Linked DNA regions of Mus musculus: all the other regions are linked to region 1. A link is a loop called in an ENCODE intact Hi-C map of the cell type or tissue named here. Cell type or tissue: left cerebral cortex. All regions are shown on one strand. Links, peaks and the distances in the headings refer to the core of each region. The heading gives the core; the rest is flanking DNA. Region 1 overlaps A830009L08Rik (RIKEN cDNA A830009L08 gene). Region 2 overlaps Ssbp2 (single-stranded DNA binding protein 2). Region 3 has its middle 34 kb from the start of A830009L08Rik. Region 4 has its middle 30 kb from the start of Ssbp2. Region 5 overlaps Atg10 (autophagy related 10).

Region 1 (6,329 bases), core at 591-5,590:
AGAATGGATTTTTGATCATTTAAATTCACATCATATTTCTTTTCCTTTGTCTATCTGGTGTTCAATGATTTAAAAAAAAAAAAAAAAATCTAGCCTAAAGCTAACCAGCAATCTGCCTAGAAAACTTGTCTTAACAAGCTAGGAAAAAACCAAAACCAACAACAACCAAAACAAAACGAAACAACAACAGACCAATAGCCTTACCTCTGTTACAGAAGAAATATACACAAGTATTAACTTTATACAAACAAGGTTGAAATGGGTGGGGTCCTTTTATTGACGTCCAGTTGTCACTGTCATTGGGAAATGTTACAGGCAGCTTCCAGTGTGTGTAGATAAATTAGGACGAGTGGAAGTGCTGAGTAACGATGCTACTTTCTGTATACCAGCTATAAACGAAGGCCTGAAAACCCTGAGCCATGTACTTGAACCGCTAAAACAAGGGGGGAGGGGAGCCCAGAAAACTAAGAGAGAAACATGTTGAGATGGGAAATTAATGAACAGAAATGGCATTCAGGCATGTCAAAAGATAAAACAGATTTAGTTTTTGGAAAGAGATCTAAACCTAGTAAACAGGGCCAAGTCTCATGAATTGCAAAAATTACATCATGTACAATCATTTTAGCAATAAATTTATTTTAACCATCGATAACTAAAGGTGGTTATTTTAGGAGAACGGAGTCAATACATTTGTTTTCCTGAAGCAGGCAGGGGCAGTATTGTGCTACTCCTGAACTTCATAAATATTCATTAATTTTTAAAGCACTCTGGTTAGCTTTGGCTATTAGCTATACAGATATTTTGCCCTTAAATAAAAATAATTACAATAATTTCATTATTTAAAATGTAACTAGCAAAACCAAAAAAAAAAAAAAAGACTATACTTTCATTAGTAAAGTATATAATCATTAGAGAATATATATATTTTTTCAAAGGATTCTGTTCTAATTGAATTCCTGGGGTAAAATTCTAATAACCATACTGACTAAAATAACCTAAATGTAACCGAAAGTAAATTGAAAATACTTTTTAAGTCTTTTTTTCAAATGAATCTCCACTTTCAAGAATACCATAGTGACCCAATTACCTGTGACGGGACCCAGTTGTTTGCCATTCTTCTGCATTGCACCCCCAGTATTTCATAGTAGACTGTCTTCACAAGCCCAGTGCCTCCCATCCCCAAAGAATCCAGTGAACGGTTAGTGATATTTACCTTACAAAGTAACCAAAGCCAGATGCGCACAGAGCTCACGTCGCTGAATAAAGAAATTGTTTCCTTGTGATCACTCTTGAAGGAGAAACAGGAAACTATGGAAATTATTCTAGTGAAACTAGGAAATCGAAGACAGAAACGCCAACTAGTTTTATTTGTAAATAAACCCAACTGTATGAACCATGCATACCTTATTCTGCTAAAGCCCTTCAGCCTTTATAAATCAGGCTTTTTACACTATGACAGATTAACAACCAGGAGGAAATATTCCTGCATATGGAATCATAGATGGAGTCCTCCACCTCGCCTCGATTCACAGCTTTCATTGTGGTACATGTCGAGTCACATTTGTAGACTATGAAGAAATAAATAAATAAGATTAAAATATAACCTTAAGAAAAGAAGTCTGGATAATTGAAAATTTTTTGAAGCAGGGCCAAAGGAGAAAAATTCACTCTAGAGGGCAACTGTATATTCAGCAAAACACATTTTCCCTTGTGCTTTGGGTGTGGCTTCTATGTGTGGGACTACATATGTGTGAGGGCATCCTGCCTTATGATTGGAGTTAAATCTATGTATTTGCCAAAAGCACATTCCAGGCCTGAGAAATGCCTCTGCTACCCAGAGTCCTTAGGTTGGCATTCTGTCCTCCGTGGTCGTTACTTGGTTTGGTCCATGTCTGAGGTAAACTGAGCCCTGGAGGCTAGTACAACTTCCTTGTTTAGGTTAGTTTGAAAAACAAGAAAAGTGTCTTCTTGTTATTGAAGATCCACGCCTACAGGCTAATTTTTCTAAACACATAGTCAGCAGACCAGCAAGAAGAAAAACTTAGCTCCTGGCTCTCTAAGTGGATTCAACTTCCTCCCCGTTCCAGCAAGGGTAGAGTTGGATAATTTCTCTTCGGAGATGTTTATTTCCACTCAAATTTATTTTTGAGGATAGGGAAGAATACTGCTGTCTCTTCTGTGGATACGACTCCAATTCAAGGAGCCAGGCTTTGGTCTGCCCACTGTTGAGACACTGGACCCTTGTGGTTACCCGTGTATAACCTTGGAAATGGGGGGGTATCACCCCCATTATCTAAGGTCCTGGATTTGAATGCAGTAGCTCTAGCCCCCAGAAATTAAATCCAAAGTCAGGATCAGCAACTCCTTTCATCAGCCCCTTGCTGGAAAAACTGTGGTGCCCAAGCTTCAAGAAGGCCCATTCCCTCTCAGTTCTTTCAGGCCCACCCAAACTGAGCAGGATGGAATGTCTAAACGTATGTATGAAAGGGAAAGGGTTCATCCCAGCTGCCTTGTCCACTCCTCACCCTAGCTTTGGGGGTAGCACCAAGCATCTAAGTGGGGAGCAACTGTAAACCACAAACACCCAAACCAGGTGCCTGGCAACTTAAACTATAGAGGAGAGCTGAAAGGGCACGGAGTCTGAAGTTTAGAGAGTTCATCTTGGTATCTGAACAGACCCACTAAGGACAGAAATGGTTATATCCCAGGATTCCCCTTGTGTGGCAGTGTGAAGTCTCAAAATTCATTTTATGACCTCAACGCCCTTTATTCCGAAAAAGGTTTAAACGTCCTGTAAGAGTTTTAAATGCACAGTGGGCATAGGCGGTGGGGAGGCACTCTTCTACTTTGCCTAGCCACTGCTTTCAAATAACCTTTGTGGCGGGGCTAGGATGCAAAGCCACCTTCGCCCAACTGGTGCAACCTCAAAAACAAGCGGAAGCCAACAGGCTGCAGGACCAATCTGCCGCTCGGCCCCAGTTCTCTCTGCAAGCCCTCCAGCCTCCAGCCCCAAGTGCCCCGCAGCCCCTTTCTCACTGCCCACTCGAGCAGGTCCCTGCCCCCCGCCCCAACCCAGCCTCTAGAAACCCACAGTCGCTCTCAGAGCCCACCAGCAAATTCCCAAAAGCCCCCAGCCTTTCCAGGAAAGAGAGAGGGGGGAAAAAAAAAGACCATGACATCACGGGCAGGTTTATTTGGGTTTGTTTGTTTGCTTGTTGGCTCGATTAAATACTCGTGGAAGGTGAACGTACCCCACACAGGAGAAGTTTGATGTTGACAAACTTCTGGTGGCAGCGAGACTGTGTCAGCACAACTTCCGGGATAATGAGAGCTGCTTTGCAGGGAGCGCGGCAGCGGCGGCGGGAGGCTGCCACAGGACGGAACAGCAAATGCTATTCAGCCCGAGCAGTTTCAAGCCGCCCGAGCTGGGGAATTACTGTAGTCGAGCTTCGGCTCTTACCACCGGCGCTGGATCTGGGCGCGCGTTAGGGGGGGAAGCTGCAGGCACAGGGCGCCGAGAGGGGAGCTTTCAAGTTACTTTGCTCCTTGCCTGCACCCGGCAGAGGCTTGCAGGCTGCGTGGTAACTGCAAACATCTTGTTCCCTGCTTCTTTGGGCGGCTGCCCTGGAACCAACCAACTTTTCTCTCCCCCAAAACTCCCTCTTTGTTTCAAATAGGACTCTCCAAAATTTATTCTTGGGAAGACTGACAGCCGGGGTCAAGAAACAGCTGTTGAAGTTAATGTTTCTTCCTCCCACTTCGTCTGATGGTTGTGCCCTGCCAAGACAAAGTGAGAGGCACTGCCTGGTGGCTTCTTTAAACAGACATGCATTTAGCCACCCCCCAAAAAAATGTTTTAAAATGAGGCGGGGAGGGGCACGGGGGCAGTATATTTTCCTGCCTCACATACAATCTGATCAGAAATGCAACAGCATGTGTCTTTCAACTTGTGTTGATTACTTGCTGAAAAGATGCAGCAGATTTTAGTTTTGAGCACTTTGGGCATCAGGGGTGGGGATGAAGGTAGGGGTGATTGGCACTTTACATTTTAGTAAAGGGGATTTTTTTTCCCTTCGGGCCAGACCCACTTGACCCTCTAAGAGACAGAATGGCCTGGGAGAGGGAGAAAAGAGTTTTACTCTTTGGCAAGATGAAGTCACAATGGAAAATTCAAATTGTTGTGCACAACCAGAGCTGGCATAGAACTTGAGCAACCATTTTTATTTGGAGATGACCATAGCCTAGCTTAGGGTGCTACTGTGTCCTAATATCTTTCAGTTCTTCTTTCAGACCAGGGGCTCCTCTTCCTTTCCCTAACACAAGTTGGTCGTCACCCAGAAGGTATTCTAGAGCAGGGGGCTCTCTTCAGGGTGAAGGTGGACTAGGTAACCTTGCATCTCTTGACATTCAGAGAGCTGAAGGGTTGTGAAAGGACTGCTCAGGACTGCTCAGGACTGCCCTCCTGAGAGTTGCCATGCCCTGGCTGAGCAGTGATGTAGATGGGTGAAGGGGAACGCCATTCTTCCCACACCGGAGAACTAACCACTGTGCCACCTGGCTTGTTCTCAGTAGGGCTCGTTGGGTCAGATCCCACGAAGACTTAAAAGGCTCCCTCTACATCACCAGGTTATTCCATCACCACATGGCAATGCAGCTCCGCCACAAACTGCTATTGCATCAGCCCCAGGGATATTTTAGGAAGCTCTCAAGCTGGGTCCAGCAATGCAGGCATCAGGACCGCACTGCCAAAACCAGAGCTGCTGGACAGGTGGCCGCAGTGCCTTCTCTATTCTCTGTCAACCCTGTGCTCTCTCTTCAAAGCAGGCCGGTCTGCTTGGGGGCTTCCTTCCCCTCTCTCTGCCTGGATTCAGACCCAGGAGGAGATAACCTATCAGCCACTACCTTTGTTTTTCCTCCAGCCCCTTTGCTGTGTTCCAGCCCTTTTTCTGATGTTCTCGCCATTTCTGCCTATCAGGGGCACCCAGAGATCTTTAGTAGTATTTGTTCCATACTATCTGAAAATGAACTGGCTATACTCTGAGTCACAGCACCATACACATAGCCTCTAGCTTGGATGCTTGTACATCACAGGCTGCTTTGACTTACATGAACTTTTCTCTCCCCACCCCACCCCCGCCCCACCCCCAACCGTTTCCCTCCCAGCTTGTCTAGTACCAGGGTAGTGGCCAAGAGTCAGTAGACCCTTAGTAAGCACCCTGTTTTCCTGGTCTCTGCTAAGGCAATCCAGGAGACAATTGACTTAAATTCCTTCCGCTTTTTTGTTCTTCCTCAGAGAGACCAAGGCTCAGCATTTAGCAGGGCCGAAGCAGACCCCCTCTCATTCTGGGGTTGTAATTCTCTATTGCTGGCTCCTGTAGTTTTATTATGGGCTCCCTTTTTCTAAGATGGCAGACACAAACCGTTAGTGTGGAGGCCTGAAGCACTACTCTTTAAAAAGGCTTCCTTGTGTAGAAATGTAACCTTAGGGCAAAGTAGGCTCAGCTCCAAGAAAGGCACATTTATCCTGCCACTGGGAACACAAACCTGAGTCTAACCTCTGGATGGTTCTAAGGGCTGGAACTGTGAGCCTTCATGAGGCAGCATGCCTTCTGTCTGAAGATGGGGTTCCTGTGTTTTGGTAGGTGGGGGGACAGGAGAAGGGAGCAACGAAGGTGGAGGTCCTTCCCTGGGCTGTCCAAGGAACTCTACCTGCAATCAAAAGAAAAGAAATGTGTTTTAATGAATGACTCCCCAAATCCAAAAGTTCCAAAAGCTCTGATAACTCTATATCTGAGTCAGGGCATCCCAAGGTGGGTGATGTTTGTACTGCTTGCCTGTCCTTAGCATCCCAAGTGGAATGGCCCTGAACCACTCTGAGGATCTTGTCTGTTTTTGATGGTTTGGGGTTAGAACAATTTTTCCAAAGGTGACGATAAAAAGACACAGACTCCCAATTTACCACAGAGGCTATCGGATTTAAATCAGATAGTGTCATTAAGAGATTCACTGGCTGAGTCTTTTTCCAAACAGATCGACTGTGAACGAAGTATGGTGAGGTCAAGAATCTAGCAACTTAAGTCTGGAGTTGCTTTTCTCCCTGTGTCTTGTAAATGCTCACTTACACTTTCAAAAGCAATAGTAATCACAGCGTGGCTTATCAGATGGACATTTTACCATTAATGATCTCATGTAGACAGGTGTAAAACTGGAAGGCGGGTATTTTCTCTGTAGGAATTTGGGCTCTGCCTGGGTTAAGGGAAAGCAAGATATACCTAGTTAGAGACGATGAATTTGGGATCAGAAGTGGTAAGAAAGACCTGAGTACAGTT
Region 2 (5,000 bases), core at 1-5,000, 270 kb after region 1:
ATTGAATTCCAAAGATCTTTAGAGTTACCTTCTAAATGTCCTTTGAACAATATTTTTCAGAAGTAGTCATTTTGAGATGTAGATGTGTTAGTTTTCATTTCCTCCCAGAGTTCCTTTCAGATTTGAAAACCAGTCTACCTCCATCCACAACAGGCATTTCCAACAGACCCAGAAGCTTAAGACCCTCCCAGGCTGTTCACTTGCAGTTGGTACAGCAGAAGTGTAGGTTTTCTACACTTGGGTCTGTGCCCCATTTCACAGAGGTGACATTCCTGTGTGAGTCTTCTGGGCAAGAGCTGACAGAGGCAGAAGGAGAAATGGACGAGCAATAGTTGATATATGAAGGAACGAATAAGAACTGGAAATTAGAGAATGTTCAAAGACAAAGTCAGCAAAGAAAAGAGAATGTTGATGTTTTATTAGTGGAAAATCCTAAGCACATACTATTTAACATCCTCCTGGGTGCTGGAGGTGTATAACATGGCATACCTTGGCTATAGTCGGGAAACTGAAATTTAGAAACTAAAACATCCAACCATGTGTGAATTAAATTAAAAGTGTCTTTGCTGACATCTACAAGGCTAGATATTATTCTCATTTTATTTCCTAATTCATCTAGTCAGTATAATTTTGGTTTCTAGTTATTTCCATTAATCAGCAAAATAAAATTGTATTTTGACGATTCAAAAAAGGTACTGAATACCAATATTAGACCTTGCAGATACCAACAAAGGTAAAGTCAACGTAAACGTATTGCTTTGTATTCTTCATTATTAGAAAACAGAATAGAGTTCGATTAGTTATATGAGATGTTTGAAAATGGATGATAAAGTTTAACACGTAGAAGAAAAATATTGTTTTAAAATAAACAGTAAAATAGAAAAAAAGGCAAACTAGTAATCAATTTGTGGAAAGATAATGAAGAGAAGGATAATGTACTTCAGGATTAAAAAACCAAAACTGTTGAGCCAGTCCCCCAGTGGTGGGCAACGTTTGTGAGGTGGTGGAGAGACTGCTGCTGGGCGCCCTGTGGAGGTGCAGTTTATGATTTATCTGTACACTGGGAACTATTTATCTACATTATTTGGCATCAGACTTCTAACAGCAAGGCCTAGGAAGGGACCAGGCCTCTTCCCTCACTCTCCATCGAGAGAACTCTGCTTTGTAAAACCTGGAAGATTGATTGAAGAGAGCATGTTACTGGAAGGCTGTTCCTCAGGTGGAACTCTCTCCTCAGGAGGGAAAGACAGACTTCAGTCTCCCTGCAGTTTGCTCAACTCTAAAGGGAGGGCCTTGTAAAGGATGTGAAAGTGAAGTGAACATGGAGAAAGTTAGGTGTGCCAGTGAAGTGAAAGGTCTGGAAAATCTTCAATGAGCAAATTCACACCTAAGTCGGGGATATAAAAGGAACAATGACTGTAGTTCTTTCAGAAACACTCTTATATCCAAGGAAGCTGTTTTGCTTTGTTTTGCTGGTTTTGGTTTTGGTTTGGTTTTGCTGGTTTCGGTTTTGGTTTGGTTTTGCTGTTCCTTTTTTTGTTTTGTTTTGGTTTGGTTTGTTTTTTAGACAGGGCCTCACTATGTAACCCTGGCTGGCCTAGAACTTGGTATGTAGACCAGGGTGGCCCTGATCTCACAAAGATCTGCCTGTCTCTATCTTCTAGATGCTGGCAATAAAGGCATGTGTCACCACACCTGCATATTCAAGAAATTTTATTGCTGTATATTTTTAAACTACATTCTTTACATTAAATTGAAGTATATAAAACCATTTGATATGAATTTGTTCTGAAAGGGCAAGTGTGATGCTCACATTGAAAAATACAAAATAGCAAAAAACATGTCAGGAGAATGTAGTCGTCAAAGTCTCAAATATCTACCAGCAAGTAAGAGTTCCTCTGATGACCAAACAGGGCTAACCTTAGAACACAGTGATGACTTAAGTCAGTTACCAGTGCTCATGTTATGTTTCTCAGAGGAAAACCAAATATCTATCAAATGGAAACGAAAGTTTCTTTTCTTATTCCTGAATTTTTGAAAGTTGTTTTTTTGTTTGTTTGTTTTGTTTTACAGGACTAGATTTCTTAATATAGTAAAGCTATCTTCAACCAGCAATCAGACTATTTAAGTGTTTCGAATTATAATTGATATTGCCAGATAGCTACTACCATCATTTTAAGATTTACTTGAAAATGCCTGTATGTGGGTAGTGTGTGTTGTGCTGTCATAACAGTATATCTAAGAACAGAAATTTAGATAAAACCAAGTCTATGTCATAGCCAGGAGACTGGGAAGTCTGAGGCTGAGCACTGCCACCTAGTGGTAGGACGTTCCTGCTGTGTCTTATTTGAGAAAGGCAGAAGAGCACATAGAACAAACTGCCTCACCCGTTCTTTTAAGACCTGTTAGAAAGGGAGAACTCTTATATCCCCATCACCTCTTAAACGTGCTACCTCTTACTTCATTCGCATTGGTAACACATGAATTTGGGAAAAGACATAATTGAAATCATAGAGGCTTAAAATAGTATAGATAACAACATAATAAAACCAGCAATCCTGTTTATTTTTAATCTCCTTTCAGTTTGTAAGTCATATCACCACTTTATTTTTGCAGTTATTACTTTAAAGTTTTATATATTCTTAATATTTTTCTGTTCCACAAAAATGCAGATTTTACATCTTTATTTTTACTATGTAATTAGGACCTGGTTCCCTAGTACTCTTAGTAAATCAAAGGAGCAATTACCTGGCGTATAAAATCTTAATAAATCTGATTATATTTTATGATAGAGTGAATCTTTTTAGCTTCATGTCTGCTTTTTTTGAAACCTCTTAGAGGTATGTGGACCTCCTCTCTACAATATTCAAATAGCAAGGCTAATGATTTAATAAAATGTGTGTTAAGATGCACATTTCTTAAAAAATATTAAGTATGAAAGTAAGTAATTGAATCCAGCAGAAGACACTAAAATGACATGTTTCCATCCTAACGGACGTCTTCCTGATTCAGTTAGCTACAAGAAATATTATAAAATCATAGTGTATGTTTTTCTTTCATTAAGATAAGCTATTATAAAAATCAGCCCCAAACAATTATATAATAAAGGATATTCCATGGTAGTCTAGTGAGAATTCTTTGTGGGAGTTTTAATCTAACTAAGCTGTTTACTCTTGTTACATGGCTATACAGAGTCCTACACACTTCTGGGTTAGGCCCAGTTATAAGTTTCTGTTTATTCTTAGATCATGGATTAACTCTGTCTCATGTGTTAGCAAACATCAAACAAGTTTGTTGAAGAAAGTAAGAACTCTTTCCTTTGAGAAGCTTTAATTCACATAGCTTGACTCTTTAAATTCAATACTCAGATTATTTAGATTGATACTTACACAAATTAGCATGCTATTCAGTTGGAGGTTTATTATTTGACAGTACTTACAGAACCAATTCGTATACCTCTATGATACCAACAGAACAAGATTTGTGAGTGGACCAAATGGTGCTCTAGGCTGAGTCACATAATATAATTTGTTAGTAAAGCCTAGCGAAAGTGGGTGACCAGTATGCTTAGATCGAGGTCCTCAAAGTGAAGTTTAGTCAGAGTGATCTGGTCTGTGACTTTGTGCCTCACGTAGTTTCTAATATTGTGTTATTTTTGTATCTTTAAAAGAGGGCTGAGACTTTCTCTTACACCAATAACTAACTAACTGGGCCATGTTCTGTATGTCATCTAGTTATCAGGCCCAATAGCTAACTAACTGGGCCGTGTTCTGTATGTCATCTAGTTATCAGGCCCAATAACTAACTAACTGGGCCGTGTTCTGTATGTCATCTAGTTATCAGGCCCAATAACTAACTAACTGGGCCGTGTTCTGTATGTCATCTAGTTATCAGGCCCAATAACTAACTAACTGGGCCGTGTTCTGTATGTCATCTAGTTATCAGGCCCAATAACTAACTAACTGGGCCATGTTCTGTATGTCATCTAGTTATCAGGCCCAATAACTAACTAACTGGGCCGTGTTCTGTATGTCATCTAGTTATCAGGCCCAATAACTAACTAACTGGGCCGTGTTCTGTATGTCATCTAGTTATCAGGCCCAATAACTAACTAACTGGGCCATGTTCTGTATGTCATCTAGTTATCAGGCCCAATAGCTAACTAACTGGGCCGTGTTCTGTATGTCATCTAGTTATCAGGCCCAATAACTAACTAACTGGGCCGTGTTCTGTATGTCATCTAGTTATCAGGCTCCTGGTGTTCAGATATCCTTATCATTGTGTGCAAAGCATGAGTATCAGAAGTCCGGAATCCCTACTCTTATCATTGTACGACAAGAATGTGGCATGTTTTGAAGTGTAAGGAGGAGAGTCTGAGAACAGGAAAATCTGGGCATGGTAGCATTGCCTTGTAATCCAGCACTTAGGAGGCAGGGGGTTACCGTTATAGAGGACAGCTTCCAGTAGGTAATGAATTCTAGGCCACTCAGGACTACATAAAACTTACTGCTCCTGCTACTTACTGTTAGAGAGGGGAGGAGAGGAGGGGAGAAAAGAGAGAAAGAGTGAGCAAAAGGGAGAGAGAGAGACAGGCAGACAGAGAGAGGGAGAGAGAGAGAGAGAAAGGGGGAGACAGACTACAAAAACAATGAATGGCCCATTTGAGTCCATCAGGAGCCCCTGAAGCCTGGTCCAGGGTTGGTGTGTCCCCGTCACAGGGCTTTCAGAATTGCTAGCCCTGTCCTCTTGACTGTGAAGGATCCACCCTGTCCCTTTAGAACTCATTGGATCAAATCACAAACAAATATTCTCCCTTATTTGTTTTGTTTATTGTCTTTCTCCACTTATTAGGAGTAAGCCTTAAAGTAACGGGTGTATTTCTGTCGTATTTGCTGCAACATGAACACTCAAAAGTCCTTGACTCCAGTGGCAAACCCAGAAAGGGAATATTTTCCTGAACTTTTAAAATAACTTTATGGTCATAAAAAATCTATAAAGTA
Region 3 (6,329 bases), core at 661-5,660, 51 kb after region 1:
CCCTTTTCCTTGGATGTCATCTCTTCCACCTTCAAAAATGAAAGCGAATGACGGTGAAATCCACACTCTTTCGACAGAGCCTCGCTCTTCCTTCTCGTCTCACTGGAGAGAATATGGAGCGCATACTTAGAAAAGTCTCCTTCTAGGGTGTCATCATCAGACTTCTCAACCCTGTCGCCTATTAATATTCTTACCAAGCAGTAGTAGGAACATCAATATTCATATTGTTCTCATTTCAAAGACCTCATGGTTGGCAAGAACTAGGTTTTTGGCAGGAGTTAGGGGAGGCTCAGGATGGAACCCATACTAAATAGCCTTTCTTCACCATATTTATGTCATCAAATTTAAAATGATTTAAATTTCTGTAAGGCCGTTATGATGCTCTTTTTAAGTGTATGGATTTCCACTGCTCTGAGCCCGATTAAACAAATAGTTAATATTGTAGTTCGCATCAGACCCTATCCTTCAGCTATATTGATCCTGAATTGTTGAGCGCTGAGCAATAGAACAAGCTAGGGTAGAGGATTCCCAAAGCCCCTTCAGTTGCCTCGGTTCTAGCTCCTTAAATGAAGGAAGAATGAAGATTTCTTCTGTATCAAACGCCAAATAAATAAATATCCCTAAAATAGGAGACAAATGTGCAGCGTAGTTTATTTATAAAGAAAACATCACAGACCGTTGTCATTGTAGCATCATTTTCCACTTGTAATGCAGGATTTTATATCTATGTAATAAATAACTGGATATATAAAAACATGATAGGCCAGAGTCAGGAGAGCACCAGCCAGTTAATGACAGAATCACAGGGACAGAAACAGCCTTTCTATTGTTGGATGATCTGAAGGGAGTGGGTTTTTGGAAGAAGCACTGGGGACGAAAAAGAGCCTAGATTATTTCACATTGGGGTACAGTTTTCCTTCCATCACTCAAATGCTGATAAAGGACACCTGGAACGCATGAAAGCCTTGCTAACAGTCACTCAGCAATGCTAGCAAGGCTATTATTGTAGGCAAGAGGGTCTACCTTAAGTTTCTCACTAAATTCTGTCACAAATCATTCCATTGCTCTGGTGTTTACTATGCATTTGAAGCTACTAAGGACCATTTAGCTGAGTGTCTCATGGTCTGGGAAAAGGTCCCTCGCACTCTTGTGTGATGATGAATATAGTTACAGGCTCAAATTCCCTTGCAAAAGAATTGAAGGAGCGTTGAAATCGTTATATATTGCTAGACCTCCACTGTATCAAATATGCCTGAAATACATAAGTTATTGGCTAAAGTTGGGACTTTTTTTTTAGTTGAGAATTTTCATCATGGTGGTATTTATTGTAAGGGGATCTGAACTGTAATATAACACAGTTACAGTCATAAATATAATTATGAGTATGTGAGTGCTGAGGGAATACAGCAGAGGAGATTAATTAGAGACAGGTAGTTCCAGGACTTCCTTCTCCAAGGGCTTTGGGCTGATGCAGGGGGCGGTCTTGCTTCTCACCAGATTTCTCTTTGCCTCTAGGGACTCTCCTACACTGAGAGCTACAGACAGAAGGGGAGGTCTTTCAGCTGCACCCAAATCACGAGCACCTTCAGATGCCCTCATTAGAAGTCTCACCTCACTCCTTTAACACAGCTACTGTTACTGGAAAATATTGTCTTCCATTAGCAACTTCTGGGACATTTGACGATGTCTCAGGACTTGGAAATCGTCTTTTAAAATGAACCAGGATGCAGATCACTAAGGGTCAAACCCTCAAAACTCTATTAATGAAAAGTGTGTTTAATAATGGACCTAATAAATTATGAAGCATTCATGGGCTCTGACACGGCTGTTGCTGGGACACTGTAGCCGCTCTCATCTGTCCAGTTACACAGGAGATCTTACATTCGAGTAGTGATGTGACTCCCTGTTTCTTTTTGTCTCCTGGACACCGACACATTTTATAGCTTCACATATTTAGTAAGACACTCCAACCATTGAAGAGCAGGTCCATTAGCAGATATAAGATTTGTGTTACAGTACATTATTTGAATAGATCTAAACAGCATGGTCACTGCTGACATTAAAAATAATTTAGAAACTAACTCAGAGAGATAAAGACAGAGTCCATGATTTTTGCTGAGTACCTTGAAGGGATGCTTATGCACAGCTAGCAGCAGTTACAGCTTCCTGGATGACTGGACCTCAACCCCTTGATCTGAAGGTTACTTTAATGCATCGAGAAATATTTCATTGCCACCAATAAGGTGCAGAGACAATACAGCTGGAGCACAAGTCAAGCCAGAAATGAGAATTTTGTGCTTTTAGCTCCCAAGGTGAGATGATCAAGTACATTGTGCTGACCATTAACTGTTGCAGTTTTAGCATGGCAGTGGTTCACTGCAATGCCAGGCAAGTCACTTAAGCCCTTAGCTCCTTGGATTCCCAACTTGGCTTCTTCCAACTTGCATGTCAAAGCCTCACAGAAGTGTGTTTTCACTGACCAGTTTCCAGGCACCCCAGTAAGTACTCTTGTCTATGGGAGTAAAGGTCAGGGACTTTATTAAAAACCAAGTTGCTATTACATAAGTACCAACCCACAATCAGTGACTACTGGGAGTTGGAAACCATCAGTCTAGCAAAGGAGGAATTCCAATCATCTATATGGATAAAGTGCCAGAAAGCAAAATGTACTTTTTTTCTGTTTTTACACAACTGGAAAGGTGAAAGCAAGCTGAAGCAAACAGCTTGGAAAGCCTTGGGCAGGACAAAGCAGCCCCAGGTTAGTAAGAGGAAGAAAGGGTGACTTGGGATCCAGGGCTTCACCCTGGGAGTGATTGTCATCACAGGATTCAAATGATCACTTCTGAAAGCTTCATTCCAGACTGAGGTGTCCTAATTTCAGCTTCAGAGAAGTATTGACAACAACAGAAGGAGGAGAAATAAAGAAGGGGAAAAACAGACTAAAAGGAAAGAAAGGACTGGGGTTGTTTGCATGTGATAAATGATCAATGGTCAGTTACTTGAAGGCATCAAGAACAACATTTCAACAGTGTTTTGCAGCCCCAGACCCCAGCAGAAACTCCCTTCAGGAGGCTCTAGCAGCAGCCTCTGCACCTACAGCACAGAAAGCTGCTTGCAGTAACTGTCACCTTCAGGATGACAGCCAGGCGACAGAGCATATCACCCAGAGGGTCGTCCTTGTGATAACACGAAACCAAGTGAACTTGGTCATTTCTTGGTGTTTTAATAACGCTGATGCAAAATATGAGTAAAATTACAGGTGCCAGTCCCCGCTGCAGCGTGCTGATAAACAGCTCCCCATTTCGTAGTGGCTGGTCACATCTGGAGCCTTTAGGGATGCGAAAGTACTGGAAGGATTATTGCAAAAACTTAAAGACACTTTTGCTGCCAATACTTTGTTTTTAACCTAAATTAGTGGGGTTTGGGGAGGAGGGAGGCGCTTTTTTTAGAGAGTTGCAATGCTTATATCATATACCTATTTAAACCCTAATCAAATAGCAAGATTGGAAAGGGGATTAAGTGTGGACTAGTTGCTCGGAAACTTTTCCAAATTGACCTTAAATAATCAGAGAACAGTATAAAGCTATGGAATTGTGGATATGTTTTCTAATAATAAACGCTATCAAATTCCTCAGTTAAAATAACCTGCCCAAACTTGGTTGATCATCGTTGATAACCTCTTTTATAATATCAAATTTGCAAGCAATGTGCACAGTGTCAGAGTCTTAACATAAGTGAAAGAACACAGTTGTTATTCACTATGGAGTTATGAATTTCAATAACCACAGACATGGACATAATGTCCTGGGAAATGGTTGATATTTTGACTTACTTTGAATAACGCTCTTCTTTCAGTATAAATATTTCTTTATGCCTCGCGTCTGCTTTAAGGTTGTTTGGGTTGGGAGCAGAACTAGGAATAGATGATGCAGATTCTGGGTCAAACTCATCACGATTTGTCTCGTGTCTCTTGAAGGATGATTGTGTACATGTATAGTTAGTAGTGTGAAGACCCCTTATATGTTTCTCTCTTCCACTTCCCCTTTGATTGAGAAAACACAATAAAAATCCTCTGGCAGAAATTTGACACGGCCATTGAAGTCTGGCTTCCAGGCTTCCTTCAATGAATACACAAGGTTTGCCATGGCATTACATAGGTTGACCGGAAAGCAAATATTTGCAACAATATGGTTGGACTTATGCTTGTATATTTATTACAGGGCTTATTTGTAGAAAACATTCCTTTTGGACCAGCAAAATGGCTCAGCTGGTAAAGGCACTTGCTGTCAAGCCTGATAACATGAGTTCAATCCCTGAAAGCCATATGTTGGAAGGAGAGAACCAACACTCTCAAGCTAGTTTTGTGACTTCAACACACACACACACACTAAATGTAAGACTATGTCTCATAAAAAGAATATTTAAGGCAGATCGTAATGTAGGGAACTTAACAGACTTTACTGGACATAGACACAGTGTAGTATGCTCAGAACGTGAAGCTCTCAATCTCTTTCTTCATATAAATGAGCAGAGATACATAACAAGTTGATCTTGAATCTATCTGGTAAAAAGGACCACCTCATTGACTGTACACTGCTAGTGCATGCAAACACCAGAACACACGGTCTTAGATGTATATCAGCATCAGATGTTACTTCACTGAGAAATTAATTTGTTGGCCAAGATATGCCAACATAAATGAAAAGAGGCCCATGCGCCCTCTCCAGTTCTAGTCTGCTACGGTCTGAAAGTTCGAGTCCCTCTAAACTCACATGTTGAAATCCTGTCCCTCAAGGTTTCGGGAGGTAGAAAGATGATTATGTCTTCTTTAGAATGGAGCTTCTCTGGGTGAAAGTTGTATCTTACCTAGAGAGAGACAGACAGACACAAAGAGAGAGACAGACAGACAAAGACAGAGACACAGAGAGAGACAAGAGACAGACAGAGACAGAGAGATACAGAGAAAGACAGAGACACAGAGAGAGACAAGAGACAGACAGAGAGATACAGAAAAAGACAGAGACACAGAGAGAGACAAGAGACAGAGAGGGAGACAGAGGCAGACAAAGAGAGCCCTAGAGAGCTTATTTGCCCTTCACCTTGGGAGAACACAGTGAGAAAATTCCATCCATGAGGACGGGGACTCTGACCAGACACCACGTCTGCCAGAACCTTCAGCCTTAGAACTCCAAGGGATAAATTCCTGTTGTTTATGAGCCACCTGTCTATGATACTTATCAGAGCACAGATATTCTAGATGCCATCCTTTCTGTCTAAAGTCTCACCTTAAGCCTCGTATATATTCCTCTTTGGGACAGTAATGGAGAATCCCTAATTGACTAAATCAAGAAGTTAAAGACTTTTTTCCTATTTTTTTTTTCTGTTTTCTTTCAAATTCCACATATTGAAGGGATATTCTGAGTTGGCTTCAAGATTATAATACTTATATGTGAGAGAGGAGAAGGATGATGCTCACATTTGCCGAATGCTTGCCATTCTTGCTGGAATGATCTCCCATACTCCTTACAAGGAACTGAAAAGAGAAACACAACTCTCCCCACGGTGATGATGCAGACGGAGACCTCCTGAGAGTTCATACATCACAAGCCGAAGTTTCAAGCTGGGTCTAGCTCTAAAGCACGTGTTTTCTCCACTGCACTTTGGTTCCTTTTTTTTTTTTTATTCTGAAACTTTATATAAGAAGGACCAGAGGGAGAGAATTCCTTCAGATAAAAATATCTAATATTATTTGAAACATACTTGCATACATCATTAGAAAATCTATGTGATGCAAAATGGCTCTTAAAAAATATCTCCCATATCCCAACTTGCAATTTATGTCTTGAACAGCGTAACTAGAAAGTTCTGTCTTGGTGGCTGAAAAGGACAGGTGGAAATTTCTGCTTTTGATACAACAAAAGCTACAGGACTCCTGGTGGTGATGACCTTTTCAGTGGTGTGTTACTGTTTTAGCCAAAACTCCCCTTGCCAGGAAAGGCAAGCTACCCAAAAGAAGTTTATTGTGAAGTTTAAATGGGCGATCTTCTGGCCATCCTAGGGAAAAATAAATAAATGTATAGCCCACACACTGGACTTAGGGCTGGATCGTTAACTGAAGAATTTCCTGTTTCTCTAACCATGGAGGTTTGCTTTGCTGTTTTCGGTTTGTGTCCACCTTCTCCGTTAGCTTCTGCTGGCTCATCAGCAAAATCATAGCTGAGATTAGCCCCCAGTTCTCAGTTTCTTATAACCACCAGATTGCCATCTGAAATACTCTTGAGCCTCTTTAATTTCAAGAGAAAAATCTGATTTCTCAATGCTTTTGGATG
Region 4 (6,329 bases), core at 732-5,731, 60 kb after region 1:
ATTGCAACGTCTTCTCTCATTTGCTTGATTAATACAATCGTGACCATACAAGTGAGGAACCAGGGAAAAGTGGTTTGGCTGGAATAGAGTTGGTACTAAAGATCTGCTCTATCCTTAGATGAAGTCATCTCATGTTTTAATCTTAAAAAAGAAACAGATCGTGTAGAGGCAGTTACCTCTTGTTTCAAACACATGTGAAAAATATGATTTCATTAGCTAACTAATGAAAGGACTATTTTGTTGTTGCAACAGAGCTGAAGGTGGCATCACATGAGACATGTCACACAAAGCATACTGAAGTGAACTTTAAGATCAGTACAAATACATGCTGCTACCCAGAAGCAAACAAGCAATTGCATTCCAACAGACCTAACTTGGATTTTTATTATCAAGACCTGCATTATGAGCTGGGGACATGGCTCCGTGGTAGAGTCCTTGCCTAGCACTCTTGAGGCTTTGGGCTCAAAGAGAACTAAGCTTGGTGATGTCACATATACTTATAACATCAACACTCTGTAGGCTGATGCAGGGGGATCCTGAGTTCAAGTTCAGCCTGTATAGCAGAAACTATCTGAGAAAGAAAGGAAAAGAAAGATTTACAGTATTATCAGTTTTCTATAAGTCACATGGAATTATAAAGACCTCAAAGACAGCAAAAACGAGACTTCACCTAAGCAGATGACTTAGAAGGACACGTCAGATATCTATATCTTTTGGTCTGTTTAAACTTCTTTCATGTTTTATCCTATTGTTCATTTTCACACATTAAGAACAGGACATAGAGAAACATTAATTTCTCCTGGATTCTACCAGGAACAACTTGAACGGAAATCAAGGTCTGTCAAGTTCCAGGAACATTCTTCTCAGTGCGTGGAGCAGCATTTCTCACAAAGGGGTAGTCTGAGCCTTAGTCACATTTTCTTCTCTTTTCTCTTTTTAAATTTTTATTGGTTCTTTGTGAATTTCACATCATGGTCCCCAACCCTACTGACCTCCATATCCATCTTCTGCCCTTGCAACATCCCCCACAAAATAAATGAAAACAAAATGAAGGAAAGAACAGAAAGACAAAACACTTCACAGTGGAGGCTGTCATGGGGTACCACATAGCACACCCTTTTGCCCAAACAACTTGATTTGCAAGTGTTCATTGCAATGAGTCATAGGTCTGGTTCAAGGCCACTGGCTCTGGCTACACTATCAATCCTGGATCCTCACTGAGACTCCTAGAACATCCTATTGCTGCCCCATGTTGTGGAGATCCTGCAGCTTTGGTTCTGCAGGACTCCCTACCCCCACCCCCGACACCATGCTCCTGAAGCTCATCAATGGGGTAGATATTGAAGCCGACCAACTCAAAGCCGCAGATCTGATTCGGGGTTGTAGCTGAGTTGATCAGCCTGCCATTGCTCTCACTCTCTGGACACCATGCTCAGCTCTCCGGCTTTGCCTACTTGAGGGGCAGGGCCAGCTCTCCCTCACCTTAGGAGATACAATGACAAATGAAGAAATTTTGAATGGCCACAGTATGGAGCTGCTTTTGACTTCTAATAGGCAGAAGCTCCACTGAGTACTAAGCAGAGGATACACATACCCTACAACAGCAACAGCACCAATAACAACAACACAACAGCACCCCCATATCTTCTTTAAAACATATCTGCTGTCGAGAGATATTTTCTTTGGACATACTCAGGTTAGAAACAACTAAACTTATTTGTCTGGGCCATCATGAAAGACAGAATCTCCTCTTCAGAGGCCCATCTTCTTTCAAATATTTCCCTGCTGTGTCAGTCATCCAAACAACTGACGGGGGCGAGAAGAGCAGCAACTGGTAGGAGGTGATGAGACCTTGTGGTCATCATCAAAGCAAAAATGCTGTCAGTACGTAATTACATTTCTGTTTTCCTTGCCTCTCCCTTTGCACCCTGGCTTCGTTCTATGGCTTTTCTAGACTCATCTTTTCAAAATCCTGTTTAAAAACACATTTCTCCCTTTAGTCACATCCCAAACAAGTTTTTTTTCCATCCTTTGCTCTCTCTCTCTCTCTCTCTTCTTGTTCAGTATTCCTTTTTTTTAATTATTATTTTTTTTTTATTAAGACAGGGTTTCTCTGTATAGCCCTGGCTGTCCTAGAACTCGCTATGTAGACTAGGCTGGCCTCGAACTCAGAAATCTGCCTGCCTCTGCCTCCCAAGTGCTGGGATTAAAGGCGTGTGCCACCATGCCCGGCTTGTTCTGTATTCCTTAAGCCCAAAGCATGTTAACAGTGACAGAATCCAGCTGGGCAGTGGTGGTGCACACTTTTAACCCCAGCACTTGGGAGGCAGAGGCAGGTGGATTTCTAGTTCAAGGTCAGTCTGGTCTACAGAGTGAGTTCCAGGACAGCCAGGGCTACACAGAGAAACACTGTCTCGAAAAAACAACAGCAAAACAAAAAACAAAACAAACAAACAAACAAACAAAAAACAATGACAGAATCCTTTCTGAGCACACAGCAAGAATGCTGGGAGAGCCTACACATTAACAACTTTCATCCAACCTCCCTGAATGGAAAGTCCTTAACTCAAAAATCCTGTATGACTTTTCATGACTGAAGACTTTTCAGTGGGTCAGGTTCTAGGAAAAGAGAGAAGTTATTCCTAAGAATGTCTGGTTTACCAAGAGCGTACATGGCAGGCTGGACTTCAGCCACTCCCACGCATATGTAGCAAATGGTCAGCTCCTCTCAGTGGGAGAGGATGCGCCTAGCCCTGCAGAGACTTGATGTGGGGGGAGAGGTGGGGGAGGGGAGCAGGGGGGGCCTCCACCTGCTCAGAGGGGATGGGGAGGGAAAAGGGAGGAGAGACTGGGAGGGGGAACCAGGAAGTAGGAGGAGGGATGGAGATCTGATGTAAAAAAAACAGAAAGAAAGAAAGAAAGAAAGAAAGAAAGAGAGAGAGAGAGAGAGAGAGAGAGAGAGAGAGAGAGAGAGAGAAAGAAAGAAAGAAAGAAAGAAAGAAAGAAAGAAAGAAAGAAAGAAAGAAGGAAGGAAGGAACGGAGGGAGGGAAGGAACGAAGAAAGGAAGGATCGAAGGAAGGAAGGAAGGATAGAAGGAAGGGAGAGAAAAAGAATGTCTGATTTATCGTTAGGAACATAGACACATAGTTTTCAGCTCTTGTGGCTTTGAATCTCCATTTCTAAGTCCTGGGCTCCATGGTTTGAGACCAGAATTCTCGAGGAGCTGAGGACCAATGGAGAATCACTTTTGCAGTCCAAAACAGGGGAGCGGGCATGGTGACCTTCTGGCTGTGCTGATCCTTCGGTCTGATACTTGTTTTTAGTTTCACTTTCTTGTAATTATGTTCATTCCATATCTGACCTGAGTAACACCACCTTTCTTTCTTTCTTTTTCTCTTTGGTTTGTTAGTTAATTTTAATGATAACAGCACATTGTCATTAAAGGGGTTTCTCAGGTCACAGTGCATTGCAGAGAACAGATTGTTAATTAAATGGTAATGGTTTCAGAATTTGGATGGGATTCCTAAAGTTAATAGCTATTAGTTACCTTGATGTAGTAAAAAGAAAAAAAAAAGATAGAAAAATCAGTATTATAAGAACCACTATGTATTTTGCAAGCTGCCCTGCAGGATCACAGCACACTGCTCAAAAGCAGCAGCTTTGCTGACAAGGCACTGACATAGTTAAGAAAAACCATGAATCACGAGGGGCCAGGAAAATGGTCCTGCCCGGCTCACATTCAGAGGCAGCATAATTTATAAAGCGCTAGGACAGTGGGAGGTAGGCTGTCAGAAATGCTAAGTTCTCTGTGGAATTATTACATTCTCTTTGAAAGATTCGATGCCATTGAGACGAGCTAATCTGGGGAAGCTTGGAGGTTCTGTGCAATTGGGAAAAGTGCAAAGATACTTGGAAATGAAGCCAAATTCCTTAGCACTTTTCCCACTGGAAATCAGGCCCAAGGTCTTATGAAAGCAGGCTTTCTTTTCAAGCATGGGGGGGGGGTGGGAATACTGCACGAATGCCTATGGTACTTTGAAACTTCCAGATTCACCAATACCAGAAAGGTCAGCACTGTGCAGAAACAGGCATCGACTCTGCCTCTCAGATCTATGTTTGCTCCCATACTCTTTTCAATTATTTAAGATCAGATATTGTCTACAGGTTCAGGGAAATGAGACAACAGAAAAATTAGCGATGTGTGTTGGTGACTTCAGCGAATGTATTGTCAGTTGTAATGCTTATCATTACTTTTGATGACTAGTAACTTTTCACCATCTAGTCCTTACTTAGTGCTAAGGACTGCGTTAAGTACTTGGTGCTAAGGACTGTGTTGAGTACTAAGTGCTAAGGACTGTTAAGTACTAAGTGCTAAGGACTGTGATAAGTGCTATGCAAGGGTTATTTTATCTAGTCCTCTCATAAATGGAAATACCACCCTCAAATTAGAGACTGAGAGACCTAGCAGTGTGCCCCATGTCACATGATTTGTTAGTGGTGAAGCCCGTGTTCCAATTCCCGTAGCTTTTTATAAATGTATCAGGTTTTAATCTAATAAAAAAGATTAAAATGACTAAATCTACTTGACATTTTGGAATGGAATATGATTCACCTTGAAGAAGAACATTCTGGGTTTTGGCATAGCAAACTGGCTTTTTATTTTCAAGTTCTTTTTATATGATTCATGTCTGGTCCATCACCGTACTGTACACACCACTCTCTAAATACTGTTCCCTCAAATAAAAAGTTTGTCCGGCTTTCAGAAGTGATATCTGCATACACCATTCCCAAACCTCCCGGTCTCTTAACCTGTTCACATCCTCAGCTCATCCACAGTAGCTGGAGTCAGAGATGTTTCTTCTAATGGTTCATAATTTGTCAGTCCAGTACCATCTATTTCCTTGGAAGTCCATTGTATCCACTGAACAGGTGGTCCTGTGTCTGAAGCATTTGTAAGAAGAGTATAATGGTTTCTATGGCGATCAAGAATGAAAACATTACTCCAAGCCATTTACAATGATAATTGAGCAAAACAAGTACATGTATTTTTGTGTTTGTTGCCTGACTATTGGAAAGGTCTAGCTTGGTTCGTGGTTTGCAGACGCTTTTTCCTCTCGCGTCTGGGTAGCAGGCAGCAGCCTGATAGCAAACATTGATTTCATGATGAATGGCCTTAGAGCAATTTCAGCAAAGGTTCAAACTGAACCTTTTGTGGCAAGCACTGCCCGTTTCGTGGGTGCAGAGTGATAGGACTTCCAGACGAAGCATCTAGCCAGTAGGCAGGCTTAGGCCAGCAGGCGAGCCTGGTTTCCAGGCTAGTAGCTAAGCCGTTTCTCTTCTGAATCAAATATCAGAAGTAAGCCTTTTCCATTTGTGTATGATACCAGAATAAATAGAGGTTCCTCACAAGGGAAGCACTCGATTCGGCCCACTTTAACAGATGGTTGTGGAGACAAAGTGTGGCGCTGTGGAGAGGGAGCGGGCTTCAGGCTTGGCAGAGCTGGATCCGGGGCTGGAAAACCCGGAAAACATTACTTATCTGCTTTAATTCTCTCTCTTGGAAATTTAAAACAAGAATGCTTATACAGTCAGGGTGTTTAAATCTAATACCTACATGGCCCTGTGAGCAGATACCTGATAAAAAATAACGTGAGAGAAGGAAAATTCTTAGCTCACAGCTAGAAGTGAAGGACAGTGACCCTGTTGGGAAAGGAAGGCTTGCAGGGTGGCTCACTTGTGCCTTAGCTGGCAAGGAAGCAGAGAGAGACCAGGTCGGAAGAAGGTCTGGGCTATAACCTCCAAGGCTACTCCACAGGAACCCATCTCCTCCATCCAGGCCACAGTCCAAAGGGTCTGCACTCTCCCAAAGCAGTGAGTGCCACCAGCGGGGGAGCAAGTGTTCAAACACAGAAGCCTTTAGGGACATGTCTCACTCATACCATGACAGAGCCTTTCTTGCAGAAATCTCAGAGGCCAGAACCTGTTCCAACTGAATCATTATCCTCCCCTGGGTTTGGGAGGACATAATAAAGTCTGGTCTGACAAAGCGTTTTCCAGAAGCCTGACTGGCCACGCGCTTGCCTCTTCTTCCTCATCAGTTTCCCCTTCTCCTTAGCTGGAACTGTTGGTTGCTCATCTCACTCTGTGCCACAGGCGTCTAGGAGTCTGGAAAGGTCTGAATCTTCCCAGAGAGCAGAGAAGCAAAGCGATAGAACAATGGTCAGAATTCTGTTTGCACAAGGAAGGGAGTGCTGACTGTGAACATGCACAGAAAGTGGTTTGCTTGGTCACAAATGTACTGAACTCAGTGCCTGGGACCTAGCAGATG
Region 5 (6,329 bases), core at 651-5,650, 400 kb before region 1:
AGAAGATTCAGTTAACTTTTGTTGCCCTGGTACAAATTGCATTCCAATCCCTGCTTATTTTAAAGTAACACTGTCTTAATATTGCAACTTTGAAATATTTCATATCAACAGTGCATAGAATCTTTCATAAAGCCCTAGGCAACCAGCTTTGGCTTTACGCCACTTTTGACCTGGCCACGGGATGCAAACCGAGAAATAATTGACTTGTTGCAAAATAACAGAGGGAGGAGGGTTGTGCTTGGGGTGGGTCTGACTGTCTAAAATGCTTGTAAATTTATAAAGTACAGTGCTCTTCCTGACTGGACAGGGCAAGAGTCAGACTTTTCAAAAGCAGTATGTTTCAAGGCTCTATGTTCTAAGAATGGGCTTGCATTTTCTGGCACGAGTCTTCTACAAGCTGCTGTTTGAATCTCAAAGGGCCATGGAAATAGGACATAGAAAATCAAATTAACTAAAGCTCATATTTGCCTGAGTTCCTGCATTGATTGGTATTAATATGGCAAGAGTGTTAACATACCCCTCAGGAAAAAAAATCTATTTACCCTGCAAAGGGTCTGAAGAGAAATATTAAAGAAGTGGCTGGTGGGATGGTTCAGAGGCTAAAGGAGCTTGCCACTAGGTGTGACCAGCTGAGTTCGATCCCTGGAACTACACAGTAGAAGGTGAGAACTGACCAGGTGCCCTCTGACTGCACAACCCCCACACAAACAATAATAAAAACAAAAATATAACAAAAAATTGAAACAGGAATATTAAGTCTAAATATCAACCTACGGAACTGTATATTCGATATGCTGACATAAAATTTACCTACAAACAAGGTAGCATCCGAACTTTCATCATGAAGCATAGTGTGTGTGTGTGTGTGTGTGTGTGTGTGTGTATATGTGCGTGTGTGTGTGTGTGTGTACCTAGATAGTATATACATGTCATTTTCAGTGTACTGTAAAACTGATGATCATAAATGAAACTATCGCATAACTCTCTGACATGTGTTCAACTGAAAATAAATACCCACCATTATTCACTGAAAAACATAGAAATACTTGGAAATTTTATTTTTTCTTTCTGTCATATTTCCATCCTGCTTTTTATCATAATGTATATTTTATGCTTAAAATCATTTTATTGATCTTTATGTAAAGCTAAAAACAGATATATATGGAGAACAGGGTTTTATATTTCTCTGTGATAATTTCAGAAAATACTACATTGGGTATCTGATTTAGTTCTCAATAAAATTTTCACTAGTACTTAGATGACTGAAATAACAAATATATTTAAATTTTAATAAATAAAATTTTAATAAAATTTAATAAAAATTACAAAGCAAAAGTAATTTTTGAAGTTACAAGTAACCGCATCATATAGCATATATAAGTATTCCGGCATACTTATATGGACTTTCATCAGTACGTAAATATTTTCTATGTAGCACAGTTTTTCATGTGTGTATAAATCACTAGACTCATTTCACTATCCTACTATTATTATCCCCATCTTATAGATGTAGAGTAAGGAGAAGAAAGTTGAGATGACTCCTCGGAGACTCTCTGTCTCCATATCGGAGGCACATACCTATCTCCTCTGCTCTCTAATACTTAGATCTGGGACATGGGTGCCATAAATGAAGCTGCCACGTTACTCTGTTCAGTGCCCTGGTATGAGCAAAGGCTAAAGGGCAGGGGGCGGGGATTGGAAGGGAAAATCTCTACTTCAAGTGTCTCCACAGTCAGTCAGATTGTTTGAGCGGGTATCTACGAAAGTAGGAGATACAGAAATTCTTTCCCTTAAAGCATTATTCTCATACATCTATTGAGAAGACGGTGAGAACATCAAGGGAACACCCCATTTTAAGGGCCGATGTCTCCTCTATCTATGATACAATAAAAATCAGAGAAAGTTTTGTAAGTCATTTTTAATGCTTTTGATTCTAATTTTAATTAAAATTTAAATAATTTTAACTCCCAAATTTCATCTTAAAATGGCAGTCAGTGTTTCCCTGGAATGACACGAATGCTAAACTGTAACAGCATGGCCGTAATCGTAACTATAATCTACATGGTTGGCTTATAATGATGATATGCAATGCATGAGAAGACAGCAGGTCAATAATGGAGCCGTGCACACAACGCTCCTTTCAAAATCTGTATTTGCATTTCTATTACTGAGATCATTTCCTAATAATGAAGTTGCCATGAGAGAAGTCCCCATTACGAAGGAAGCAGTGTTACAGAAACAGCATTATTAAAGCATCGCTGTGTACAGGAACTTTTATTAGGGTGATACAAGTTATATATCATTGTAATAAAGTTCCTATTATAACTTTAATTGCATAAAGCTGTGTTTGAGTATAGCAATGTGAGAGCTGCAGGACTTTTAATAAACTATCAAAATAATGCTTTGGTAATAGGATTGTTTAGCATAGTAATACTTCAGGGAAGACCAAGCTCACTAATGGATGATGCTTATTTCACTGATTATACATGCTCTATCAAGAATTAAAATGAAAAAAAAATGGGAAAGAGATGAGACATGATCTCTGATGCAATATGCTAATATATGCATGGAAACACACACATTAGTTCTCTTTAATATAACAAATCAATATCTCCAATTCATCTGTTCATGGAAGATTGTAATCTGGAAATATGGCCATCAATGACTATAATAATTAAAAGATTTAATGCTCAGGTTGAAGGCTTGCTGGCAATCTAAATGCTAACAAAAACAATGAGAAAACCTACAAACATGCTGACATATGCTGAAAAGTGCCTGCTAGAAAAATTAGAGACATATGAGCTTTAAGAACTTAAACACACACATGCACACATACCATGAATTGACTTTAAATGATTAATTTCTTCCCTTCAACCAAGAAACAGGGCTATACATTCATTATGTGCACACTCAAAGATGCTTGTACACATTGTCTGCTTCAGAGTTATAGCTACAAGTTAAAACTTCACTTAGGTTCACAACAGGGAACTTTAGTATATTTGTTATTTATGTATTTACACTTTTTTTTTTTTCAAAATTCTCTAATAGAGTCAGTCTTGGGCTGTTCCTCCTGGAAACATGTAGAACATCCGCCAGCAGAGACCGCCAGAGAGCCATCCACCACACTGTAGGCATGGATGCTAGGCTTGCTGCTGAGGAGAAACAGGCAGAGAAGGAGCCCGGCTGTGACAGGCTGACATAAGCTAAGGAGATGGAGACCACAGCCAGTGCTACAACCACCACATCTTCCCCCTCAATAGAGAAGCCAACGTCATTGGTTCTAGACTCCTGTGGCCTGTCTAGGAAGCAACAGCTGGCTAATCTGGAATCTGCTTGAAAAGCTAAGTGCTTTTCTTTATAAGAAAGCATCTCCTTGCCACAATGCCGTCTTCATACTGCCTTCCAGCTGTGAAGGTTCACAAACATGTGGGTACGGTCAACTTAAAACCCAGGATGTTCGTCTTCCCTAGTGACTCACGTGATTCAAAGGCAAACATGAGCAAAAAGCTCCTCTAATGCTATAGCTCTCATGTCTTTGCATTAACTGAGGGGCACTGTAATAGTTAGCTGGTATGGTAGTTTTTAAGATTACAACATTCTCCTTCAAATATGATCTAGCCAAACTACTTTGCACTGGCAATGAGGAAATCTATTTCTTAAATTCACAAATCTTGGAGTCTTTTACTTGGTACATTTTCATACTGAACAAGTACAGGGCTCAATTATTGTGTCAGTTGACTAAACATCTGCATATCTGCTATGTGGTGACACCCACATATTTGTAGAAATATCAGTTTTCATGCATAAAACAAAAAGTTTAAACCATGTAATTTTGAAAAATCTAACTTTCGCATTCCTTTAGTTTTACAGCTGACAACAGACACAGACCTTTTTCTTTAACTCAAGTGAACAACCCATTCTGTCTACTCAAGACCTCCAGAGACACCAACTCCCCATAGTGACAGGAAGAGCCTTTCAGATGAACACCTCCAGAGGCTCAGAAGTTCACTTTCACTGAAGGACTGTTTTGAAATCTCCTTTCACTTCATTGCTCTGACCCCTTAATTCTCCAAAGCATCTTTCAGCACCCCCACCCCCACCCCCACCCAAAGCACAGCTTCCACCAAACACTCCCATTTCTTTTCACCTATTGGAAGTTAGTCCCAAAATGAACTCTGGCGAGCATCTCTCCTCCAGCCGGCTCTAGTTCAGGCTTTTCATTCTTTCTCCGTTTTCATTCACTACAGAAACTCAAATGCTAACCTGATATCATCCCTTGCTCAATCATTTTGGGAACATAAATCTCTGTCAACAACCAATCAGAGCTCTGCGTCACAGGATAATGCCTGATTAATAGATTTGGGGTTTGCCTGGCTAAAAATCTATACCTACATGATAAAGTCTCAACTGCAAAGGTCTCTGTTTTTCTTGTAACTTGGTCCAGACAACTTTTCCAGACCGTCTTTTAGAGTATGCCTAATCACAGAACAGAGAGAAGGCTTCGGTGTGTACCTACCACATACCAAAGCATAATCTAAGCCCTAAACATCCTGCTGGCAAACACAACCACAAAGGTTCTGTGTTGCTCATACTCTCCCAACCCGAGCTGCTGCTGCTCATCCTCACAGCTATGCTGTCCCAGTTAGAGAAGGCTGGCTTTGCCCACACTGTATATTCCTATTGCAACTGTTATGGCTAGCTAGCATTTTCTTACTGCTGTGCCGGTCTTTCTATCTGAAAAATTCTCTCCACTTCAGTTCACAATAAAGTCTCTTCTAACTACAGCCAACTAATGTCTTCTGGGAGGAAAATTAGCCTCTCCCAGGGATGAGCCCCCTTATTGGTTGTCCAGTACAGAGTGGTTCACACACACACAAACACACACCAAAAATGATCTTACTACACTGTATTATTTAGACATACACATACATACATACGAATTGTATACATACGTATGTATGTTAACAACAATAATAAAAGAAGCTATAAACTGGAGAGTAGGAGACACAGGAGTGCTTCAAAGGAGGGTGGCCGGGCAGGACTAGAAGGAGAAAAGGGAGAAAAGGGAAGAAAGAAAGTGTTGTGTTCTAATTAAACTAAACACTTATTTAGGGGCTGGGGAAATTGCTCAGCAGTTAAGAGCACTGGGTGCTCTTCCAAAGGACCTGGGTTTGCCTCCTAGAATGCACACAGTCATTCAAACTCCACTTTGAATGGAGATTCCCATGTCTTCTTCTGGACTCTGCAGGTACTGTACAAACATACAAACATGCAGGCAAAGCGCCCATACACACAGACTAAAATTAAATAAAAATTTAAAGAGCCTGTTTTTAAAACATCTCTCTTTATAATCTCTCAGTGGTCTATGGCTTTAGCATGTCTTACCTGTACTAGCTGTCTAAGGCTATAAAGATTTCATTGTAGTCTTATGTAGTATTTTTTGAAGATTTTTTTATTATTATTTAAAATTATGTGTGTGGACATACGCATGCGAGTACACATATCCTTAGGAGTCAGAGACAATGAATCTCTCTGGAGGTGGACTTAAGAGTTTGTATGGTGTTGGTGCTGGGCCTTGAACTGGAGTCCTCTGCAAGAGCAGTCAGGACAAGCTCTTAACTGTTGAGCTTTCTCGGCAGCCCAGTTATGTGAAACTATTATCAACAATATCATATTATTATTGACCAATTCTTTTGTGTCATCTATGTGCTATTGTCCATCTTTGGAGAAAGGAGCTCATTCTATAGTTTTCTGTTCCCCAAACAGTGCTATCTCTCACGGAGCCTCATACCAATTCCATAAATCTCTATTTGTTAGTTATTGATGGCTGACGGCAAGACATGCCGGTGCTGGATGACGAAACTTATCTCTCACATCCAGGGGTGATCCGTAGAAATTTCGGAGGATCTCTCTCTGCCTAGCGACTGATAACACGGCCAATGTGTCACACAACTTAGCAACAGCCTAAGAGCTGTCATTCCTCATTCTGGTGACAAGCCACAAGTGTGCAGACACTGGCATGCAGACAGTATGTAATAAGATTATTTATATTCCAACTAATAACTTTCTTTTGCCATCTGCATATAGTAGAGATTGGATACATTCTTATCTGTGTGCTTATAGTGGAATTTCAATCTTTGGAGGCAACAAAGGGCATCTTAAAAAAAAATAACAAAAAACAAAACCAGATAGCAGATGATAATGGTATATGAGTGTGGCCTTGTTTGGTGCTATTAGTCACTGCAGATGCGTCTGCTATCTCTCGTCTGCATCTATAACTCTCACCACTGCCTCTTTACAGAGTAAACAAATGCTGCTTATAAACTTCT

Evidence for each region. Peaks named below come from ENCODE experiments on the same cell type or tissue, not always from the same donor. Only the 100,000 strongest peaks of a DNase experiment are listed, where the experiment ranks them.
Region 2: it touches region 1 in a loop (4-fold over the local background); 17 of 42 quality-filtered maps call a loop at or near these places.
Region 3: it touches region 1 in a loop (7-fold over the local background); 13 of 42 quality-filtered maps call a loop at or near these places.
Region 4: a loop joins it to region 1, with 3 times the contacts of the local background. A loop is called at or near these places in 14 of 42 quality-filtered maps.
Region 5: a loop joins it to region 1, with 2.6 times the contacts of the local background. A loop is called at or near these places in 16 of 42 quality-filtered maps.

What each region holds. Positions count from the first base shown.
Region 1 is chr13:91,367,648-91,373,976 of GRCm38, forward strand. A830009L08Rik (RIKEN cDNA A830009L08 gene) reads right to left here. Exons shown (of 3, transcript NR_045161.1): 2 at 5,545-5,709; 3 at 1,343-3,777. Among named protein-coding and RNA genes, the nearest start is that of A830009L08Rik, 17 kb to the right of the region's middle. In left cerebral cortex, for the core only: a CTCF peak has its summit at 704; DNase peaks (open chromatin) are centred at 2,917, 3,510 and 4,679; H3K4me3 peaks cover 1,265 bases; H3K27ac peaks cover 2,886 bases.
Region 2 is chr13:91,634,708-91,639,707 of GRCm38, forward strand. All of the region lies in intron 4 of Ssbp2 (single-stranded DNA binding protein 2), which reads left to right. Among named protein-coding and RNA genes, the nearest start is that of Gm22778, 86 kb to the right of the region's middle. In left cerebral cortex, for the core only: a CTCF peak has its summit at 2,326 (motif pointing left); a DNase peak (open chromatin) is centred at 2,320.
Region 3 is chr13:91,418,483-91,424,811 of GRCm38, forward strand. No RefSeq gene overlaps it. Among named protein-coding and RNA genes, the nearest start is that of A830009L08Rik, 34 kb to the left of the region's middle. In left cerebral cortex, for the core only: no CTCF peak of the experiment used is centred there; a DNase peak (open chromatin) is centred at 3,261.
Region 4 is chr13:91,427,807-91,434,135 of GRCm38, forward strand. No RefSeq gene overlaps it. Among named protein-coding and RNA genes, the nearest start is that of Ssbp2, 30 kb to the right of the region's middle. In left cerebral cortex, for the core only: no CTCF peak of the experiment used is centred there; DNase peaks (open chromatin) are centred at 3,776 and 5,433; H3K4me3 peaks cover 419 bases; H3K27ac peaks cover 1,922 bases.
Region 5 is chr13:90,964,524-90,970,852 of GRCm38, forward strand. The region is part of intron 5 of Atg10 (autophagy related 10); the gene reads right to left. Among named protein-coding and RNA genes, the nearest start is that of Gm46434, 36 kb to the left of the region's middle. In left cerebral cortex, for the core only: a CTCF peak has its summit at 3,103; DNase peaks (open chromatin) are centred at 3,121 and 4,642.